Regions from separate parts of the Homo sapiens genome. Here region 1 is linked to region 2. A link is a loop called in an ENCODE intact Hi-C map of the cell type or tissue named here. Cell type or tissue: dorsolateral prefrontal cortex. All regions are shown on one strand. Links, peaks and the distances in the headings refer to the core of each region. The heading gives the core; the rest is flanking DNA. Region 1 has its middle 82 kb from the start of SALL1. Region 2 has its middle 16 kb from the start of SALL1.

Region 1 (11,540 bases), core at 1,626-9,625, 66 kb before region 2:
TGGCAGCAGGCACCAGTTCACTCAATGCTAAAATTTCAGTCTGCCAAACAAAGACCAAAAGTCAGCCAGTATTTGTTAAGTGAAATGAGCTTTAATTCTAGATATTTACTTTTTAACCTTAAAATGAAACCCCTTAGTATAGTTGTTCTGAAATTTCTGAGTGCATCAGAAGACCCCTCTGGACCACCACTGCTCTCATGCGAGATGAGTGAGAAGGCACAGGAATTGTGAATTGGGAAGACCAGGAAGTCCCTATCCCATCTTCTCCCATCCTGTACCCCCACCTGGCATCAAGGCTTTCCTGGACCATCAGGGCAAATGTGGGAGACCTCATCAAAGAGTCCAGCAGAAAGGCCTGGGCGGGGGCTGGGGCAGACCCTACCTGAGGAAGGGGTGTATCCCCAGTTGGCCTCCTGTTTAGCCAACAAACAGAAAGGGCTAAATCCCCAACTGGACCTGCTTGTTTGAGTAAACACCTCACAGGGCCGCCTGTGTAAACACCCATTGTCTACAGGCGGATTAAGAGTGAGCAGGAGCTGGGCTTTTTTTCTTTCCTTTTTTTTTTTCCTTTCATTTTTTTTAAGCACTGAGAAAAGCCATTAAGGGATTAACACCCCGATTTATGAAAATGGAGGATGATAAAGGAACAATGGGGTGACAGCATTGTGTAAACGACATTGATTCATTTCAGAGACAGGGCTGTTAACTGGGAGAAATGGAGAAATAAATGGAACAATGAGGAGATGCTTTTACCAGCTTGTCATTAATTAGCCGAGAGTACAATTGTTTGATTGTCCTTTTTGAAAAATACAAAATTGGTAGGAAAATACAAGCACTGAGCAAATCGATTATTCTGTGTCACAGGCTGACATCTGCTTTTCCTTTTCTCCTGAAGCTTGCCTCCGGAAGTGGCTTCCTAAGGCAGGAAAAGAAACCTTTCCCTGGCAGGAGGATCTTGAAGGGTTTGGGAATAAAATGACCCCACTGCCCAAGGATACCCCAAACTTCTTGGCACTGGAGGGTGGCCTCTAAACAGGAGAACCCCACCTCCATCCTCTTCTGGCCTTCACCAGTGAGGGAGTGAGGGCCTGGGAGGTGGGAGGTGAGTGGGACCCCCCTGGGAGGCACCTTGCTGCAGGTGGAAGGAGACAAGGAGCTTGGGGAAAGGGAGATGAGCTTCTGGGGGTAGCAAGACTGACACAGTGGTCCCGTACCTGCTGACAGCTCATTCAGCACCACTGTCCAGGATCCAGCAAGATTCCCTCTCTCCACTCATTTCATCTACAACCAGGAGCTGAAGTGCCTGCACTATGCCTGTGCTGGGATGCATTGAATGAAAAGGCTTCTCCAGGCACAGAAAGTGAGCTCAGATCAGAGTGGGTGTCCTGACCACAGTGGACTTTCCAGAGCTGTGAGCAGTGCCAGCCCTGCCTTGGAGAAGGACACATTTCTGGGTTGACGGGTGTTGAAATAAGATTTTGCTGGATCCAAGAGGACTCCGGTTAGGGTGAGCTGGAGAGGAAATGCATGGCGTGGGCTTAGGGCCATGGAGACACACGGGGTAGACGCAGAGCATGTCTATGGGGAATTTTGATGGAGTAAAGAAGGCCAGGCATGTACAGGCTGGATTATCCCCGCCCAGCCACCCAAACAGAGATGCAGCTAGGGAAAGGAGAGACGCTGCTTGAACCCAAGTTCACCTCTCTATTTGTAAGGGAGGTTTGTAAATCCAAACATCCATGTTTGGATTCTAACCTGTCAGAAGAGTTGGCCAACTGGGGCTATTTCAAGAAAGAATCCGACAATCCCACAAAGGGTTAATAGCACTTATAAAGAAAAGGAGCTCACAGAAACAGTATGCAAGGAAACCGTAAACAGCATTGCCATTGTCTTTGCCTTCTGTGACTACTGGTCATTGTTTGGCCTTTAATCTGCAAGCACTATAGATATAAATATAGCTGTCTTTATAGCATTGTATCTTTACAGCCCAAGATAAAACAATGCATCTTTATGCCTCTAATCTTTATATTTATATAAAGATATCTTTAATTGGAAAGATTAGATATGTATGTCTCACAGATTAACGTTGACTGGACATAGATTTTTATGCATTCATTTCCTACATTCAATGTCTCCGATGTGCCAGCCACTGCTCTAGTGCTGGGTATAGAGCAGGGAACAAATGAGAACCCCGGCCCCAGTCCCCACTTTCATTCCCCAGAGAATTACATTGCCGGATGTAAGAGAAAAAACTCAACAAATACGTACTAATAGAAATAGATTAGATAGTAATGAATGCCATGGAAAAAATGGAGCAGGTTTAGAGGGTAGAGAGTGGTGGGGGGTGCTGCTGTTTTCTGTGGGGTGGGCAGGGAAGGTCTCACTGATAACGTGACAATTGAGCAAAGACCTGAGCAGGCAGCTGTGCAGGGGCCACGCTGTTCCAGACAGAGGGCACAGCAAGTGCAAAGGCCTGGAGGCAGGAACATGCTTGGTGGATTAGAAGCAGAGAAAGCTCCTAAGAGGCTGGGCGCAGTGGCTCACGCCTGTAACCCCAGCACTTTGGGAGGCCGAGCACGGCAGATCACTTGAGCTTAGGAATTCAAGACTGGCCTGGCCAACATGGCAAAACCCCGTCTCTACTAAAAATACAAAAATTAGCCAGATGTGGTGGCACACACCTGTAATCCCAGCTACTCAGGTGGCTGAGGCAGGAGAATTGTTTGAACCCCGCAGGCAGAGGTTACAGTGAGCAAGGACTGAGCCACTGCACTCCAGCCTGGGCGACAGAGGGAGACCCTGTCCGGAAAAAAAAAAAAAAAAAAAAAAAAAAAAGATCTGAAGAGGCAGGAACAGTGAGCGAAAGGGAACAAAGTCCAAGATGAGCTCTGAGAGGCACAGATAAGGGGGTGGGGATCTGATCTATGAGTTGAGTTAGCGTAGGCAGGTGAGAAAGGGAAGAGGGAGCTGAAGTCGGCCTGCTGGTCTAAAGGGGCAGGCACTGCTCAGCTCCTGCTGATGGTTGAGCTTGAGAGAGATGAGCATGGAGTGGCCATGTCTTATCATCTTTAAAGCAAGGCTGGATTTTCAAGTGGACTATCCTTATTTCAAATCATGTACAGTTAAACAAAGCATATTTGTGGCCAGATTCACCCACAAGCTATTATATATACCTCCATCTTACCAAGCAAGGAGAACTCACAGAAGTCATACATCTTCTTGCCCTTTATTATCTGGGTGCCAGAGAACTCGGGGATAATTTTAATTTTAAGGCATTGTAACAATACTGCATAAAATTCTCGGCAAAATCATCTCTCTTCTCCCAGTTCTCAGTTTAATATGATTTTTTTAAATGTCCAGTTAAAGGTTGTGTGCTTTTTATTATAAGCAACCTTAAATTATGTTCAATTAGGAATAAATTCTAACAAAACTAAACCGTAAGAGAATAGCTACTGTGATCACACTCTTTTGTAACCATTTATTATGGATGTTCAGGGGGAAAAAAGCCAAGTGCCTGCTTCTTTGATTCTCTATAAAGGAATCTCTGGCTCAAGTCACTTGGAATCCACGCAAACCCTTTAGATAACGGAGGAGATACCATTTGCCTCCCACATGCCAAATCTGATCAGTTGGAAGATGCTGCTGAAAACATTTGTGTTAAGAAGGAATCTGAGGCCATGCTTACATTAAGTAGGAGAGTGCAGGCTGGTCAACTAGAGATGTCTGCTGTCATTATAGATTAGGCATTTTTCCATGGTGTAGGGAGGACAACTCTAATAGAATTGCATATAAAGGCCCAGGTAAAATCAGCCACCAGTTGAGGGCGGAAAAACAGGGACTTTGGCCAAAAGTTAACAGCCCATACTAGTAACAGCCCTGGATTCGAACCCTGTTTGTCTTCTACAAGTTGTATCAAGTTTGTCACATTTCTTAACCCTTTTCAGCCTCATTTCCTCATCCATAAAATGAGGATAATAGTTGTATCTTAAATCATAGGACAGATGGGATGATTAAAAGGAATAACCTTAACTCAACTGTAAAAAGTATAGGCACTCAATCAATATCACCTGTTATTAATATTATTATCATTATTTTTCAGACTGCACCCCCCCACCCCCGTCCATCACACCAGTCACTGTCTTTTAAATAAAAGTAAGGGATTTACTGGCTTATGGAACTGAGAGGTGCTCAGGTCAGAAATCTGGGTTCTGCTGTCACTTCAGCCTTAGGGTTTGAGAGGCAGCTCATGCCCTGTGTTCAAAGCCTGGCTCTGCCACTTTAGAGCTACAGGATCTTGAATGAATAGCTCAGCTCTCTGGGCCTCAGTTTCCTTATCTGTTCATATGGTAGTGGTAACAACTTAGAATGACTTTATAGAACTTCTGTGAAGATTAGATAAGGTAATATATATGAGTCATAACAGCACAGAGCATATAACAAGAGCATAGAATTGTTAGCTTTTATGATTATGATTTTATAATAGATAGTTTGGGATAGTTATTCTTTTGGTTACACAGCTTGTTAACTTCCTGCTTATTTGGAAGAAATTTTCCACTTTCTGAGTCTTGGGAGGAGCTGAGTCCACCTCCCTCAGCAGACGATAAAAATGGGGGATACCCATCTCCCCAGGATCCCTTGCACCTGAAGCAGAGGCATGTGACTGTCTTCCACCAATCAGAAGCATCCAACCCAGGTTATTCATTGGATCTCTGTGGTATAAAAAGTTGGGGATTGGGTAGCATTCATGGAGCAGCAGTAGCCATTGCAGCAAGACCAAATCCCCGGGACATCCATGGCAGGGCTAGGAGAGAGGACACGCACCCAACACATAGGAATGATGTCAACAGTGCCCTCACCAGACCTTCCTGTGAGATGACTGGGGCATCCCCCTGGCTGCGTGGCCTCTGAGCCTGGCTCTCCAGCCCTCCTCACAATGCAGTCAGCCACCCATACTCTTGAATTCATTTCTTTCCTGTGTAAGGCAGCCAGTATCTTTTTCTGTTCCTTGCAGCTAAGAAGCTTCCCGATACAGTAAGGCAAGGCAGAAATCTTCCTCCAAGTTCTGGAAGGTTTTGAGTTTTGATTCTGTTAAATTACTGACCTTATAAAGAAGCCTCTTCCACCATGACTAAGCCCGAGTGGCTTTGCAGTTGGCGTTAACGGGTGTACCCCCCAACCCCTTACTGAGATGTCTGCAGATCCATATGCAGCCAAGGCTGTGACAAAGATCTTGAAATGTCTGCTTTGCCCAGCACTCACCACTCTAGGGTGCCACCTGAACTCCCTAGGGAAGAGCAAGAAATGAGAGGAAGTGAGGAAACTCCCTGGAGAAGAGCAAGAAATGAGAGGAAAAGAGGAAAAGCAAGATATTCTTGGCAGCGGTAGGTTTACTCCACTAGAATCAAACACAAAGCTGTGTGAGGGCACAGAAGTTTGCCAAATGCAGCCTGAGCCCTTCCCTGAGAAAGCCCACTGGAGAAAGAGGAAGCCAAACCAGTTTCAAGGAACGAAGGTGTTGTTGGTAAATAAAAATCAACACCTTTGGCTAAAACTCACTTCGGTATCCACTAGAGCCTGGATACTGACTGGCACAGACTAGGAGCCACAGACATGCAGAGATCACGAATCACCCTGCCTTTTGAGACTGCAAAACTGCCATGTGGAACTAGTGCTGAAAGAGTTGGGAGGGATGGATTCACTTATTAGACACAGCACCTAGGGTGGGCATCAGAATCACCTGAAAGTCCTGTGAAAATCAGATGACAGGACCCCACCTTAGAGTTTCTGATTTAGAAGTTTCTGTTTTCCTTCTAGCAAGTTCTCAGGTGATGCTCACACTTTAAGAACCACTGATGTCTAGATGCAGTGGCTCATGCCTGCAATCCCAACACTTTGGGAAACTGAGGTGGGATGATTGCTTGAGGCCAGGAGTTTGAGACCAGCCTGAGGAACATAGCAAGATCTTGTCTCTACTACATTTATTTATTTATTTTTAGTCTCTGGGCATGGTGGAGCATATCTGTAGTCCCAGGTACTCTGGATGCTAAGGTAGGAGGGTCACTTGAGTCCAGGAGTTAAAGCCCAGCCTGGGCAACATAGCAAGACCTCATCTTTACAAAAAAAAATTTAAAAATCAACTGGGGCTGGGTGTGGTGGCTCATGTCTGTAATCTCAGTACTTTAAGAGGCCAAGGCGGGTGGATCACATGAGTCCAGGAGTCCAAGACCAGACTGGCCAACATGGCAAAATGCCATCTCTACTAAAAAAAATACAAAAATTAGCAAGATGTGGAGGTGCGTGCCTGTAATCTCAGCTACTGGGGTGACTGAGGCATGAGAATCAATTGAACTGAGGAGGCAGAGTTTGCAGTGAACAGAGATCACGCCCCTGTACTCCAACCTGGGTGACAAAGCAAGACCCTGTGGCAAAACAACAATGAAAAAATCAGCTGAGCATGGTGGCCTGCTCCTGTTGTTCCAGCTACTCAGGAGGCTAAGGCAGGAGGATTGCTTGAGCCCAAGAATTGAAGGCTGCAGTGGGCTGTGATTGTGCCACAGAATTCCAGCCTGGATGACAAAGCAACACCCTACCTCAAGAAAAATGAAACAAACAAAAAAATCACATTGGCTTAAAATAAGCCATTTACAGTTTCTTCTGTAAAATGGGAGTAGTGACCCTGGCTCATGAGATGGCCTGAGTGTCAATTACCTTTGTGGGTGTGAGAGTGCTATACACCAAATTGCACCATCAAAATGTGAGTTGTTCATAATAATGCTAATGCAAGTTTCCCAGCGTGAAGCTGGCGTGCAGCTGCATAATCACAAGTGACGCATTTATTGAACCTCTCTGCTATGCTCAGCACTGCTGAGAATATAGTGAGTCCTTCCTTAATGTCATGGGTAGCTTCTCAGAAACTGAGATTTTAGGCAAACCGACACATAATGAAACAAATTTTACCACAGGCCAATTGATACAAACAAAAGTTAAGTTCCTACAGCATATTCCTGTTCACACAAACATTGCCAAACTTCTAAATAAATGCTTCTAACATTAGTCATTTTAATAAATGTGAACTCCACATTCTTTTAAGAGAGATTGAAAAAGACAAGTAAGAAAATTATTTACCCAATTTTTGGTGCATCTGTGAGTGATGGCAGTTGTAGTGGTGGTGGGTTAAATTAAAAAAAAAAAAAGTTCGCAAAACAAAAATTGTAAGGATTGCCTCCTGCCACCAGGCACTTAAAAAATCAAGCACGGATACAGAGGGCTTGCTGGGCACTTCCGTCCACAGCTTTTACTGTGTGCATTTGTAGGATTATTGTAGACTTTACGAATTTTTATTTTACAATAATTTGTCTTCATTCACTTCCCTTTCTTTTCTTTCACTTTTTCTTTTCTTTTTCTTTTTTCTTTTTTTACTTTAAATTCTGGGATACATGTGCAGAACGTGCAGGTTTGTAACATACGTATACACGTGCCATGGTGGTTTGCTGCACCTATAACCCGTCACCTAGGTTTTAAGCCCCACATGCATTAGCTATTTGTCCTAATGCTCTCCTTCCCCTTTTCCCGTCCCCAAGCAGCCCCTGATGTGTAATGTTCCCCTCCCTGTGTCCATGTCTTCTCACTGTTCAACTCCCACTTATGAGTGAGAACATGTGGTGTTTGGTTTTCTGTTCCTGTATTAATTTCCTGAGGATGATGGCTTCCAGATTCACCCATGTCCCTGTAAAGGACATGATCTCATTTCTTTTTATGGCTGCATAGTATTCCATGGTATGTATGTACCACATTTTCTTTATCCAGTCTATCATTGATGGGCATTTGGGTTGGTTCCATGTCTTTGCTATTGTGAATAGTGCTGCAATCAACATACATGTGCATGTATCTTTATAATAGAATGATTAGCATATACCCAGTAATGGAATTGCTGGGCCAAATGGTATTTCTGGTTCTAGATCCTTGAGGAATCACCACACTGTCTTCCACAATGGTTGAACTAATTTACATTCCCACCAACAATGTAAAAGTATTCCTATTTCTCCACAGCCTCGCCGTGATCTGTTGTTTCTTGACTTTTTAATAATCACCATTCTGACTGGTATGAAATGGTATCTCATTGTGGTTTTGTTTTGCATTTCTGTAATGATCAGTGATGTTGAGCTTTTTTTCATATGTTTGTTGGCTGCATAAATGTCTTCTTTTGAGAAGTGTCTCTTCATATCCTTTGCCCACTCTTTGATGGGTTTGTTTGTTTGTTTCTTGTAAATTTGTTTAAGTTCCTTATAAATTCTAGGTATTAGACCTTTGTCAGATGGGCAGCTTGCAAAAATTTTCTCCCATTCTGTAGGTTGCCTGTTTGCTTTGATGATAGTTTCTTTAGCTGTGCAGAAGCTCTTTAGTTTAATTAGATCCCATTTGTCAACTTTAGCTTCTGCTGCAATTGCTTTTGGCGATTTCATCATAAAACCTTTGCCCATGCCTATGTCCTGAATGGTATTGCCTAAGTTTTCTTCTAGAGTTTTTATGGTTTTGGATTTTACATTTAAGTCTTTAATCCATCTTGACTTAACTTTTGAATAAGATATAAAGAAGGGGTCCAGTTTCAGTTTTCTGCATATGGCTAGCCAGTTTGCTCAGCACCATTTATTAAATAGGGAATCCTTTCCCCATTGCTTGTTTTTGTCAGGTTTGTTGAAGATTAGATGGTTGTAGATGTGTGGTCTTGTTTCTGAGGTCTCTATTCTGTTCCGTTGGTCTATATGTCTGCTTTGATACCAGTACCATCCAGCCCTGCTTATTTATTCTGGTTCAGGGTTGTGGGTGGTGAGCATCCACGCTGGCCAGGATGTCATCCCATTGCAGAGAGCACTCACACCTACACCCATACTTGCTCACACTAGGACTGTGTAGACATGCCAATGAAACTCAGATGCACAGCTTTAGGATGTGGGAGGAAACTGCAGTACCTGCAGAAAACCCAGGCAGACATGGGGAGCATGTGCAGACTCCACACAAACAGGGGCCCCTGAAGGAATCTTCTTTTTTCATCAAAGTTATAATGAAATTACGCTGAATGGAATGATGCTATTGGAGGGCCTGCCGAACAAGAGAGCAGCTGAAATGATCTCACCACTCCACAACGGCAGCTGCTCCTATTCATTTTCTCATTTTCCACTCAAGACAATCCTTGGGTTTGGTAGCCCCATTTTACAGAAGGAAACTTAGCTCTAAGTTATGAGGGGACTTCCAGAAGCCACCAGGAGTGGACACTTTCTGGGGTGCCTGAGCATCTCCCAACACGCTCCCCACCCAGAGCTGCCTTCCCACCCTCAGGGGTTGCCTAGATGTCAACTTGGTGCTTTGCAACCCTGACATTCTGGCCAGAGTTGTTGGATCAGAGGTTGACTCCTGACCTGAGATGGTCCAATTAGCATCTGCCTCCTGGAAACTTAGAATCACTGCTGAGAGACTGAGTCACCAAGTGTGGACCAGAGGATGCCAGGGTGAGAAGGGAGAAGAATAAAGCCTGCACGCAGAAGCAGCAGACATGAGGACCAGCAGGTTGGAGCTTCTAAGTTCCTGTTTCCAGTCAGTTCCTGGGACCCCGCTCCATCCCTGTCTTTGGATTCTCTTATATATTTTTAAGATTTTTTTAAAGTTATATATATAACTTTATATAAATATATATTTTTTAAGTTATATGTATAACTATATAAATATATACTTATATATATACATTTATATATATATAAATATATATATTTTATATATAAATTTATATATATAATATATATATTTATATATAAATTTATATATATAAATATATATATTATATATATAAATTTATATATATATAAAATATATAAGAGAATATATATATACATTGTAAAACATTTAAAAAGTTTAAAATGAAATAAATTCTTTAAAATATAAAACAGAGTAAAGTTTTTGTTTTGTTTTGAGCTTTGCTATAAGTGAAGGAAAAGTTCCCAAGTGGCTTTATATAACATAAATGTTAATGAATGTCATTCATATTGCTGAAAATTCCAGAGGTAATTCTTTCTTTAGATAGCGCTGATTTGGTGGTTGAAATAATGCGATCAAGTACCCAGTTTCTCTCTATCTCTTTCTCTCCCCCTCCCCTCTCCTCTCCTCTTTCGACTCTCCTCTCGCCTTCCTTTGTGATGTAGAATTTATTCTCAGGGACCGCAGAGTTATTTGCAACTCTAGGCATTTCTGTGGTGGTAGCAAAAGGGTTTCATCAGCTCCAGACCTCACACCATAACCGACATTATCCAAACGAAGAGAGACTCCCTTCCAGTTGGTTTTGCAAAAGTCCTGGGATTCACTTTCATTCGTCTAAACTAGGCTACTTGCCCAACTCTGAGCCAATCACTGGATAAGGAGATAGGATATACTGTTTAGATGGAACCAGTCAGGACTTTCCCTTGAAGCAGAGGTGAAGTCTATCCCTCCCACATCATATGATTAAAGGTGGGAGAGAGAAACTGTCCCCAAAGAACAATCAGGCATTTTTGGTGGGAGTAGGAGGCAAGGGATACACATCTCAAAAGCAACCAACACATGTGCACTATGTCTTATGGCTTCAATAAATGTTTCTTCTTTGCTTAATCTTTCTTGAGTTAATTTTAAACTTTTCATTAATTTATTCTAAAACATTCCTGGGAAGCTCTTGGGAAACTCTTGCCCAGTTTAAGTGGAGAAGAAGGAAATCCAAATCTCGCCCATTTGGGGTGATGAAGAGAGGTTTAGATAGCCTTGATTAAGATTCTTACCTCTACACAAATTTAACAAAAATACAGTTATTAGGATCAACAGTAAATTATAAACAAGATCTAAAAGAATGGTACTAAGTAAAATTATGAGGAGTAATAGAAAATATTTAAAATACCAATCCTATATATTTCATAATGCTTCATTAACTTATAATCCATTTCAATCAAGATTCTGTTGCCTAACTCATATTGAAGGAATCTTGAGTCATTGTGACCAAAAAAAAGGTTATTATGTTTTACTAGATGCCTTTTATTCATATAAATATTTATATAAATATTTTCAAGTGAAGGAAATCTTTAAAAATCTTAATTTGTGAACTGTCACAAATGATTAAGCCACAAATAATGCTGTGTAATCTGTGCGATGGGTGTACTTGCCTGGGAAGAAAATGCCAGAGACAATAGCTAAGCACTCTTAAGAATTGCTGAATTACCAGTGCACCCTGGCATAGGGGACAATATTGTATGGAGAATACAGGCACGGAAAACTCAATTCATAAGTGATTTGAAAAATGTAGCCTCTGAATGTGAAGATGTTATTCACATTCAGATGTTTTCTGAATGTGAAGATAAAAAATGCCTTATCAATTTATTTCTTCTTTATGTTTGTACAACAGGGATTTATATATATAAAATACATGTCTAAATATAAGTGTAAGAACTCTTTGGATAAACTTAATTTTAAAATTCTAATAATAGGAAAACATAGCATGACACTTATTTGGGGGCATATTTTTTCTT
Region 2 (11,540 bases), core at 2,006-10,005:
ACAAGATTCTCCTGTTGACGGCCTCACCTCAGCCTTAATTTATTGTCCTACTGAATCTCCAAAAACATTGGATTGCATTTTGGCATAGAGCCCAGGATTCCACTCTAAGCTGCCTGCCTCCCTATTCAGTGCTGGGGAGCACTCCAGCCACTCTGACAATGCTTTCAGGTCCTGGTTGCATCTCCACGGTGCTGGCATCCTCCAGAGGACTCAGCCGCATTCAGTCCTTAAGATGCAAGCCCACGCACCCCGTTTGCCACACATACCTGTTGACAGTTTATGTGACAGTTTCCTCTGCAGGTTAGCCCTGCTTCTCCTGTGAGCTGCACTGGTGCCAGATCCCCATGGGAAATTAGGGATAAATCCCAGCTTCTCCTTTCCTGGCCAGTTCTGACCTCAATTATAAAAAAAAGTGTTAGATCCCCATTTGGTAACAAACCATCCTGGTGGGGAAGTTGAGGGCTTATTTCTGGAATCCTAATAGAAAGGCAGTAGCTTCTGGAATCTACAGTAACTCAGGAGTCTAGAAATGTGCATGCATTCATTCAGTAAATCTATCAAGTACCTACTGTGCGCAAGGCACTAGCAAGGTGCTATGACTATCCTGGGAGTGAACAGAACACGCCCTCCTGCTGCTCATAGTGGGTGCACTTTCTGCCTCCTTCCCCAACTTGCTAGGTGACTTAGGCCAACCACTGCCCTTCTTAGACACTTGGCATGACCAGTAGGGCACAGAAAGGAGCATGAAACGTTAGCACTGCAAAGTACCACAAGAGTGACTGAATCCTATCTCCTTGTTTTATGAATGGAAACTGGTGAAGGAAAGGGACTTGCTCAGGATCACATGGTGTGTTGCTGGCAGCACTGTGCGGAAGGCTGGCTGAAACCTCAGAGGCTGCCTCCCATGGAGCCTCCTTATGCTCCTCCCCATGGCCCCTTCCAATCCCCTCCTTCTCGCCTATTATGAAGATGGAAAATTCTGTCTAGTTGGAAATACATGGAACTCCAGAAAGATATAGTGGACATCAGGTAGTTGCTGTTTTTTTTTTTTTTTTTTTTTGGAACAATTCAGGTTTAATTGCTGTGACCTAGATGGTGTTCTAGAGAGAATATGGGTTGTCAGAGCCCAGGTCAGGGACAGAAGCAGCAAGAGGCTCTGAACCCATCCGGGCAGAACCGACCCCCACCACTGAGGTAGGAGGTGGGACTCAATACCAGAGATGGGGCTCAGACACTGGACCAAATTGAGGACTAGCTAAAATAGGAACTAGGCAGAAGCAGCTTTCCATAAGACATGCCCACCAGTGTGCCACATCAGTTTACCTTTGCGTGGCAACACCCAGGAGTTATCACTCCTCTCCATAGAAATGACCTGATGGTGCAGAAGTTACTACCCTTTTCCTAGAAATGTCCGCAAAAAAACACCTCTTAATCTGCATGCAATTAAAAGTAGATATAACTATGACTGCACACCTGCCCTGAGCTGCAGCTCTCAGCACACTGCCTATGGGGTAGCCCTGCTCTGCAGGAGCAGTCACAGAGCTGCATCACTGTCAGAACTGCAACACTGACACTTCAGTAAAGCTGTTTTCTTCTACCTTACCACCATCTCACCCTTGAATTCTTTCCTGGGCAAAGCCAAGAACCCTCTCAGGCTAAGCCCCAATTTGGGGCTTGCCTTTCATGCATCACCCCTCCTCTTCCCATCTACTGCATTTCTGCAGACCACTCATGCACAGCTCAGTGGGTGTTACATATGTGATACTTGCCCCAGTCCACCAGTTGGAAAGAACCAACCTCTCCTCCTCAAAACCACCAGCTTGTGTCTCTCTTTGGCCTTGCATGGGAAAGAATTTATTCAATCACTCACCTGATATACCTGTGCAGTGTCAGGAAAATAACTAAGTTCTGGAGCATCAAGGAGACCCAGACACAGCTCCCCACCCTCAAGAAGTCCACCCACTGGACAGGCCCAGTGGCTCATGCCTATAATCCCAGCACTTTGTGAGGCCAAGGTGGGTAGATCACTTGAGGTCAGGAGTTCGAGACCAGCCTGGCCAACATGGTGAAACACTATCTCTACTAAAAATACAAAAATTAGCTGGGTGTGGTGGCATGTGCCTATACTCCCAGCTACTCGGGAGGCTGAGGCACGAGAATCACTTGAACCCAGGAGGCGGAAGTTGCAGTGAGCTAAGAGCATGCCACTGCACTCCAGCCTGGGTGACAAAGTGAGATTCCATCTAAAAAAAAAAAATCCACCCATAGACAGCTGTCACCATATACAGTGAGTGTGGCAGCAGAGGACCTCTGGAAGCCCAGTGAAGGCCCTGAGTTGAGCACACATCTCTCTCCCCAGCCAGCCTTTGGTCTTCATAAGGGCATGGACTATGCCATGCCCATTCGCCCAGCTCTGTTCATCAGCACCTTCTGAAAGATCCAGCAGCTTCCTCAGGGAATCCTCCAGAAGAAGTGGTGAGAAGACAGAGCTCTCTAGTTGCCTTGGAAAACTGCAGGCACAGCCAAGTCTACAGAATCACAAGGGGAATTCCCTTCTTTTTCTCCTGCCACCTGCTCCCCTCAATGGCACTAGATGATTATGATGCAGCCTATGGGACTGTCCTCCCAGGACTTCTTTTCCAGGAATTGTCCCATCACTCCCCATCTCCCATCTTCTACATGGTCATCAGGGGAATCACCCTGCAAGTCCAACCTGACTCTTGACCACAGCCTCAGGGGTTGGCACCTGTCACTTTGAGCCAAAAAGAGATCTTTCAGGAATCCTTGAAATTAAAATAAAAGAAAGCCTCCAGTACCTTCAAGCAAGGCGTGAAGTGTTCTTGGTAGCCACATTTCCTTCCATGAGGGTGTCAGAAATGGAAGAAGCCAGTGTGCAAGTGGATAGGATGAGCAGATGCCCAGCGGGAAGCAGAAAAAAAGATCACTTGTCCTGATCCCATTTGAACCCCTCATTCCATTAGGTCCTGTTGCATCTTTTCTGGGATATTCCAGAAAAGTCTTCCTCTTTAGTCTCCCTCTTCCATAAACTGGCTCAACTTGAGTTTCTGTTACTTGCAACCCATGGCCTCTGAATTCTGCAATACTGCTCTGGGAAGTCGCTATGCTTACAAAGTATCACACCTTTGGGGGAGTTTCTTCTCTATCCAACCCTTGCCCCTACCTCAAACCGAGAGTCACCCATAGATGGTGCCATCATTATATTAGAAGGAAGTCAAGTCACAAACTATGTTTAAAAACATCAGAAAATAACATGAGCCTTAATGATAATGGAAGGTGGTTAGCCAAGCTCCAGAGCAAGGTGTCTGTAATAGATGTCTTTTGGCCATAGATCAGTGAGATGTTAAAGTCCAGGCTGGGAAGAACAATGAAGAAATAATTTATGTTCATTCTGTTTATACTACTGCTATGAGGTAAAGCATTTACTAGCTAGAGAAAGAGTTAAACTTGACCACAGGTATCAGTATGGTAAATATATTGACTGGCCTGGGTCCTTGTTCTATATAAAAGAGGAGTTAAACATATACATTGTTATTCTTCGTAGTGGACCATGGTCAACTCCCCAACAGCTAAACCACCCTGTCACCTTGCAAAGGCCATGTAGTTTGGGGTTTGAATCCAGCTCCTGTGGTAGGTCTGAGGTTAATCACTCTCAGCAAGTGGTTTAGTAGTGGACGTGTGATCCAATTCCAGCCAATAAGACTTAAAGAGAGGTTTGCCAGAGGCTTCTGAGAAAGGTATTTCATGCACTTAAGAGAGAGACAGAGAGTATGAAAGTCCACTCTCACTTCCCCCAACATGATGTGAACAGGGAAGCAAAGAGCTCTGATGCCTGTGGCTGCCACCCTGAAGCCGTGAGGGGACCCAGCCTTCAGAAGAAGCAGCTACAAGTCCCTGATGTCATGATGAAGGCCCTGGATTAATTCTGAGTGTGGGAGCAAATAAATGTCCATGCTGTTAGGTCCGTTTGAGTAGTGCATCCTATTACTGCCAGCTGAACTCATCCTAACCAATGCATTCTCTAATTAAAGGAAGAGCAGTGGCCAGGTGCAGGAGCTCATGCCTATAATCTCAGCACTTTGGGGGACCAAGGCGGGAGTGGATCGCCTGAGCCCAGGAGTTCAAGTCTGCAGTGAGCTATGCTCATGCCACTGCACTCCAGCCTGGGCAATAGAGCAAGACTCTGTGGAAAAAAAAAAAAAAAAAAAAAGAGCAACAATTTTGAGTGAAAATCTCAGCTCTGCCACTTGCTGCTGGTATGAAATTGAGCAATTTACCCAACTCTTCTGAGCATCAGTGTATTAATCTGTAAATAGGGACATTAATGTTACTGTGGTGGTGATTGGTCAATTTGGACTATCTGGAATCCAGTCCCCCACCTTCAAAACTTTTTGGGGAGCTCCCCCAATGATATATAGTCTTGGAGAAAGATAGAGCCTGCTAAGTTCTCTTGTTGTTTAACAGACAAGATCTCTTTTTCCTGCCTTGGCCCAGCCAAATGGCAGGTCTTGAAGTAAGCTCAGCAAATCCCAACTGAGGGACTCCAGGCCGTGGAGATGACTGGAAATTTTGTTGATTGTAGTAACAGAGGTTTCACATGGAACAGCCTTCCTGATTCTCTGGGGTTCCATGAATCCCCCTTCCTTTTCACAACCTTGTGCTCCAGCTTCTGACAACCTCCTTCCAATAAACTCTCTCATTTTGAGAAAGCAAGTCAGCTTCTGTTGCTTGCAGCCAAGAATGCTGGCAGATGAAAGGGTCTTCTTTATAAGGCTGTGGCGAAGCTTCACTGAAATCACTCTTGTAAAGCCGGGCTCCATACACGTTAGCTATTGAGATGAGTACAGATTCAGATGGCCCCCATGAAGGGATGATCTTAGTTCAACACAAGGTTTTGATTGACCAAAAAGGGTACACAGTATCCCAGTTGCTGAATTGGCAAACTTCCCCTCTACACTTAACTTTGGCTGCTTGGAGTCTCACGCTTGCCACATTCACCACAAATTGGCAACATGTGATGAACACAACAGCATGGAGGCACAGACCCTCCAAAAGCCAAATCCAAACAAACAAAAATGTTGAGTGGCAATGCTGGCAGCAAGTTCTCCTTCTTAACCATGGTGTGCTAGTCCTGATGTTAAAATCACTTTACAGTCTCTGGACACACAGCCAATGGGCAGCACGAGGGAGTCAGGGCACTGAGGGAACAGGGGCTTGAGGGCAGAGATCCGAGACCAGCTCCAGTGGACAAGTGACTGTCCCAGGGACATGTCCTACAACTGCTCTACCTGGCTGTCTGCACCATCAAGCATGTTTCGAAGTGGTTGAACCTGTTCCTTAACTGACAGAGGAACGAGTCAGATGACTGAGGCACGTGGCTGTACTTTGTAAGTTGATACATTCCAGACACCAGGGATCATTGCCATCAACCTCACTACCACCATCATCATCAACAGCATGTCTTTCTCCTCTCTAACGTTTATGGAGCTATTATTATGCTCCAGGGACAGGTTTAATATTTTGTAAACACGAGTTCATGGAATCCTTGCAAGAACATTAGGAGGTCAGGTACTATTCTGTTCATTAATAAACTGATGCATAGAGTACTTGAATGACCTGCCCAAGGTCACATGGCTAGCAGGTAATAGAGCCATGACTCACCCCCAGGTTTGGCAGGGTCCTTAGCCATGCAGCCATAACTTAGCAATATTGCTCCAGAGATGCCCTTCCTTCCAAACACACACTTACACATTCGGACACTAATTTCAGCCTGCCCTATGCTCAACAGACTTTTCTCTGCCATTTTAACAGCCACGCAACAGAACTTTTGCTAAAGTGCCTTTGTGTTTTTATTTGGAAGATGGGTTTTATGCCCTGGTGGGGGCTAGTGGTGGATCTTGTCTCTTCTACATTATAAACTCTTATGAACATGCCATAAAAATGTCCCCTGGGTGCTTATGGCAATATATGAATCATGGCCATTTAATCTCATATGTACAGTCAGAGGATTGGGTCCACACTTTTTTTCTACGAGTTTGGCCTATAGGCTTTAGGCTTGTAAATCTTCCCTCACACACCAATGCTGGGGCACCAAGAAAAACAATTATTTACGAATGGGATATTCAGGTGTTCTGCTCCAGATTAATTGCTTTCAATCCTATTTAACAGATATCTAATGCACCAATGGTAGAAAAATGAATCACCACCACCACTTCAATGAGAAAGAAACATCAGAAAAGGCATGCATCTTTCTGAGAGGTCACTGTGAGCTGGGCTTATGTCTGTGGGGACCAGTATGGTGAGGATCTGCGGTTCTGGAGGGAGGGCAGCTGTGAGGATGACCAAGCACAAGCTCACCCCAGGGAGCCCACACCACCACCCTCCCCAGCCAGCAGTGCCTGACTTTTTTACTACTCTTCCTTTGTTCCAGGGAAGAGGAAGCACAGATCAATAGGATACTTGACAGAGGTGCCTGCGAGCACGACCATTCCTCAGGCCAGACACTGATGGCACCTATCACTAGCAATAAAAGGCTGCTGGAGACAGAATTGAGGCTCCTCCCTTTGTGGGCCATCTACCCCTCTCTGACAAACATCTCCTGCATGAGCTCGCAGCAAAAGAACCATTTCCAGGAGGCAACGTGCTCCCTGCCTGCCATCTGCACTCCACTTCCCAATAGACATTTCCTTATGTTGTTCAAAAGATTTTCCCAGCCAGGCAAGGTGGCTCATGTCTGTAATCGGAACACTTTGGGAGGCCAAGGTGGGTGGATCACTTGAGATCAGGAGTTCGAGACTAGCCTGGCCAACATGGTGAAACCCCATCTCTACTAAAAATACAAAAATTAGCCGGGTGTGGTGGCGGTCCCTCTGATTCCAGCTACTCAGGAGGCAGAGACAGGAGAATTCTTGAACCTGGGAAGCAGAGGTTGCAGTGAGCTGAGATTGCGCCACTGCACTCCAGCCTGGGCAACAGAGCGAGACTCCGTCTCAAAAAACAAACAAACAAACAAACAAACCACCTTTTTCCCAGGCTCACCGGTACTAGCCAGGCCACCTGTAAGGATCATTGCATTTTATTCCTGTGCATTGTGTGGAATGGGGAATGCTGCTGGAGGTTTTGTAGCAGCTCCTGGCTCTCAGGAAGGTGGTGCAAAAACCCATGTGCTGTCAAGATCCATTCCATATTAAATTCCTAGAGGGAGGCCATACCTCATCAGTCCTTCTTTATTTTTTGGAGAGGAAAATGCATTATTTTGCCAAACTAGTTCCTTACAATGCTAATTTTTTTTTAGTCCCTTTTGCTGTGTTTGGAAAAAACAAAAACTATTGTGGATGTTACAGCCAAGGTGGGCCTAAGAGTTCTGCCTCCTTGTTTGGGCTGGCATCCCTTGCTGGTCTTGGTTAGGGAGGGTAGATAGCGAACAAAGAACTGTGGTCTAGTTCTGAAATTGATGACACAAGCATATACCCACTGAGGCTCCTTTCTCCAACCCTCCATTCACATCTTAAATGGGAATATGAAATTGTCCCTCTCATGTCCCTACTGTAAAAGTTGGGGGTGGGGGGTATAGGGTGAGGGGACAGTGAGGAAGCCTCTGCAGGCCTCTAGTTTAAACTTGTACCACTAAGAGACTCTAGGCTTTAAAAATTAAGACAACATCATAACACGTGTTCACTCCAAAGTCAGTTTAGCAAGCTTATAGAATATTCCACGGTAGAATTGGGGAAGTAATCTCTATAGGAAGAACCATCTAAGCCAGGGTTTCTCACTCTCGGCACTGTTAACATTTGTGGCCTAATTCTTTGCTTTGGAGGGGGGGCTGTCCTGTGCAGTGTAGGGTGTTCAGCAGCCTCCCTGGTCTCCACCCACTAGGTGCCAGTAGCACCCCTCAGTCATGACAACCCAAAATGTCTTCAGATATTGCGAAATGTCCCTGGGGATGGAAGTTGCTCCCATCTGAAAACCATTGCTCCCAGCAAAGGTGTGGAGGTGGGAACAAGCCTGGTATATCCAGGATCCAGAGATAAACAAACACTGCACAATTATTACCCATGTCATTGTGTTCCTGAGAACACTAAATGAGATGTGAAAGGACTTCATAAAATAATCATCATCACCATCATCATCCTCATCACAGCAGCTATTGTTTCTTGAGTGCCTATCACATACCAACCATATGCCTGGTACTGGACACCCACCATCTCTAACAAGTATTCATGGCAATTAATGCTGGTGCCACGGGCTGGTGACTCACAGTAACAGACAGCCACAGCCATCATGTTCACCAAATATGGCAAACAAGAAGTAGCATGGCCAGGCTGCCCTCACTGCTGCAGGGGAAACAGAGAGTGTGCTCTTTCTTCGCTGACAGTCCTGTGTTGTCAGACTGGGGATGTTTCTTGACACAGGATGGGCTGGAGAACTGAGTCATGCTCCTACTGGAAAATCACTAGTCAAGGTGACCCCTGCCCTATCCCACTCAACCACACATGTACTTGTGGACTCACTGGCCACTCATTTATACTCTCACTACACAAAGAGTGGTCCGTGATCCACAGCCACAGCAGCACCCCAGAGCTCATTAAGGAATTCAGAATCTCGGGCCCCACCCTTGACCTTGCAATTCAGAATCTTCATTCTAACAAGTTCTCCAGGTTATCTGTGAATGCACTAAAGTCTGAGATACTGCTCTGTGGTAAGAATCCAAGGCTGCTAGCATCTGTCAGCATGTTAAAGTGTGCACAGATGGACCGTAGCATCCCTTCACTCTCTGGATTCACCCATTTGATAAATATTTCTCGAATGCCTACCACATGTCCTGCCCATGTGGGGCTGACAGTCTGGTGGCCTCTGGCCACCACCCCCGCCCAGCTGGTGACTACCCAGATAAAGCCACTCAGTTTACAACATAGGAGGAAAGTGAAGCTCTACCAGATTAAGAAATTTGGGCAAAATCCCGCTGCTAATAAACAGAATAAGAGTTTTAACTCAGGCATTCTTTTCCCAAATCCTGCCCCTTTCTCCTATATTCATACTACTTTTCAACCATACTCATTGGGGTAAAAAGAAGACACAGAGGTTTCTGCATATCCTAACTACTGAATCATACTAAAAGCAGGATTGCAGGATAGGGGTCACACAGACTGGCGGCTGGCATCAGTCATGAACTCATCCAGAATCAGAGGTTCAGAGACAGTTTCATTCACTGGGGTGGAGTTAGCTTTGCTCTAAGCTCTCCATCAGTTTCATCAGTTCTAAATCAAAGGCATTTAAAGACCACCCATTTAAAAAAATACAAAGCAACTGCAGCTCCTGAGATTTTAATGAGTCTGCACCCTCATACTGTATCTTCCTAACATCTTAAACCAAAACAGGGACCCAGATCAGGTCACTGCTGGGAACTCCAAAGTCCTGCCCCAAATCCTTCTGCACCTGGGCTTCCTAAAACTTGAAGCCTTTTTTTGTTATCATGTAGTTTTTATTTTCTTGTAAAAATGTCATGAGACCTGGTTTTAGGCATCAAGCAACTCCAAGGCTTCATGACTTCAAGGAAATTGCTCATGAGTCTCAGTTTTCTCCTCTGTAAAATGGGGAAAACAGAAACACTAGACAGAGTTCTTGGAGGAATGTGTTGAGATAATGGGTGTACTGTGCTCAGCTGGAGTCCTGGAAAGTGTGCAGTAAAAGGCCAATACCTTCTCCCTCCCTTTTCTTCTGAAAACATCCCAGGGTTCTGCTGAGGGCAGATGGCACCTGATGAGTCTCCCTAGCAACTCTCTGACACATGCAACTGAGCTGAGCTGGGAGTGTGAAGGAGGCAGAGCCCCGTTCAAATGCACCACCACACAAGGCTACTTTTTTATTTTTATTTTTTTGTACAGACTCAGTCTCACTATGTTGCCCAGGCTGGTCTTGAACACTTGGCCTCAAGCAATCCTCCCACCTTGCCCTCCCAAAGTGCTGGGATTGCCAGCGAGAGCCAATTCATCCAGCCTCTCAGTGTTTAAATTAACCAGTTTCTGTTGCTGAAGCTAAGAACCCTGACAGAAGCAAACCTCAGTTTAATTCCTGGTCTTAAATGTAACTTGTAGAAATAAATAAATGTGTACACTTAGAAAATCCCCACCACTGACCTAACTCCACTATGTCTACAGAAGTAGTTCTGAAAATGAAGCCCTTGGAACACACCCATTGGAGTCAACTATGGTGTTACTAGGGTATTGATGGTGTTACTAGGGTATTGATGAAAATGCAGATTCCTGGCTTAGACTCTTGGAGGTTGCAGTTCAGAAACACGCTTTTTTTTTTTTCCCCAAGTTCTCCCTACCCATCTTTCTAATTGTTGTGCTCACTAAAATGTAAAACCCACTGGTCTCTGGTGCTTCCTAACCTTTTCTACATAGACAAGTATTAACATCTGTGTGGCTCACTGTGATGAAAGCTAGAAGCTCCTGTGACCCAAGGCAACTGGCTCTGGGGTACTCTGGCTGTTCCAGGTCATACCCAGCCACCCTGAGCACTAAGGGGAAACATTATCTAACTAACCACCTGGTGGGTACAATGGCTGTGAGATTCTGGACTATTTCAGAGCCACCCAAACTCTGGTCCATGGACCAGTGTGATCCATGAGTTTGTAATCCATCTGCAACACCATAACTACAGAAACTGAAAGTAAGCATTGAGAACTTACTTTGGCATTTTGCCAGAATAATTTCTTGGTTGCTAAATCCATCATACAATTTTGGACTAATGTTTTCTGTGACCCTGTTTTCTATTTCACTTTTTTTCAAGTAATATTTTTCTAATGTATTCCCCAAAACATTGGTCCACAATACATTTGGAAAAAAAAGAAAACCAATTAGTCCTTCACCACAACCAATCCATAGCATACCAAAAGAATCATCCAATGGTGAGTTATGTCAGTTTGGGGGTTCTGAGTCATGTTTCAGCTTCAGACCTTGAATTCCCCCTGGATATGTCTGCCACTGGGGGCTGTGGCCTTCACTCTCACCACAGACAGGTCATCTAATTGTGAGACTAGATTAGTACCTGACAGCCAAAGGTCTTTTTGCCTCCAGGCAGAATAACAGAATAAGTTACTACTACTCAGAAACACAAGGAAAACTTTATGCTGTCTCCAGAGTCAATGTAGGTGGCTCAGTGCCAGCCCCATCCTGTCCCCACCCTAGCTTTGTTCCCACATCAAATGCAACCAGGCCCCAGAGAACTTTTAGCGTTCAAACGCTGAAATATGACAGTGGCAATTTTCCTTTTCCCTTTAAATTCTTTATGTACAATGACCATTTCCAAACAGATTCGGAAATGAGAAACTTAACTTTTCAATTTTATCAAGATATTGTGGAAATACACATATGTCAAATGTACAATTTGATCAGTTCCTCTGCCCCCTGGACTCAAGCAATCCTCCCACCTCAGCCTCCCAAGTAGCTGGGACTAAAGGGGCACACTACCCTTCTTAGCTAATTTTTAAATTTTTTGCAGAGATAGGGTCTCACTAT

Evidence for each region. Peaks named below come from ENCODE experiments on the same cell type or tissue, not always from the same donor. Only the 100,000 strongest peaks of a DNase experiment are listed, where the experiment ranks them.
Region 1: it touches region 2 in a loop (2.3-fold over the local background); 5 of 110 quality-filtered maps call a loop at or near these places.

The regions. Positions count from the first base shown.
Region 1 is chr16:51,227,152-51,238,691 of GRCh38, reverse strand. No RefSeq gene overlaps it. Among named protein-coding and RNA genes, the nearest start is that of SALL1, 82 kb to the right of the region's middle. In dorsolateral prefrontal cortex, for the core only: no CTCF peak of the experiment used is centred there; a DNase peak (open chromatin) is centred at 2,505; H3K27ac peaks cover 2,518 bases.
Region 2 is chr16:51,161,178-51,172,717 of GRCh38, reverse strand. No RefSeq gene overlaps it. Among named protein-coding and RNA genes, the nearest start is that of SALL1, 16 kb to the right of the region's middle. In dorsolateral prefrontal cortex, for the core only: no CTCF peak of the experiment used is centred there; no DNase peak of the experiment used is centred there; H3K27ac peaks cover 770 bases; H3K27me3 peaks cover 689 bases.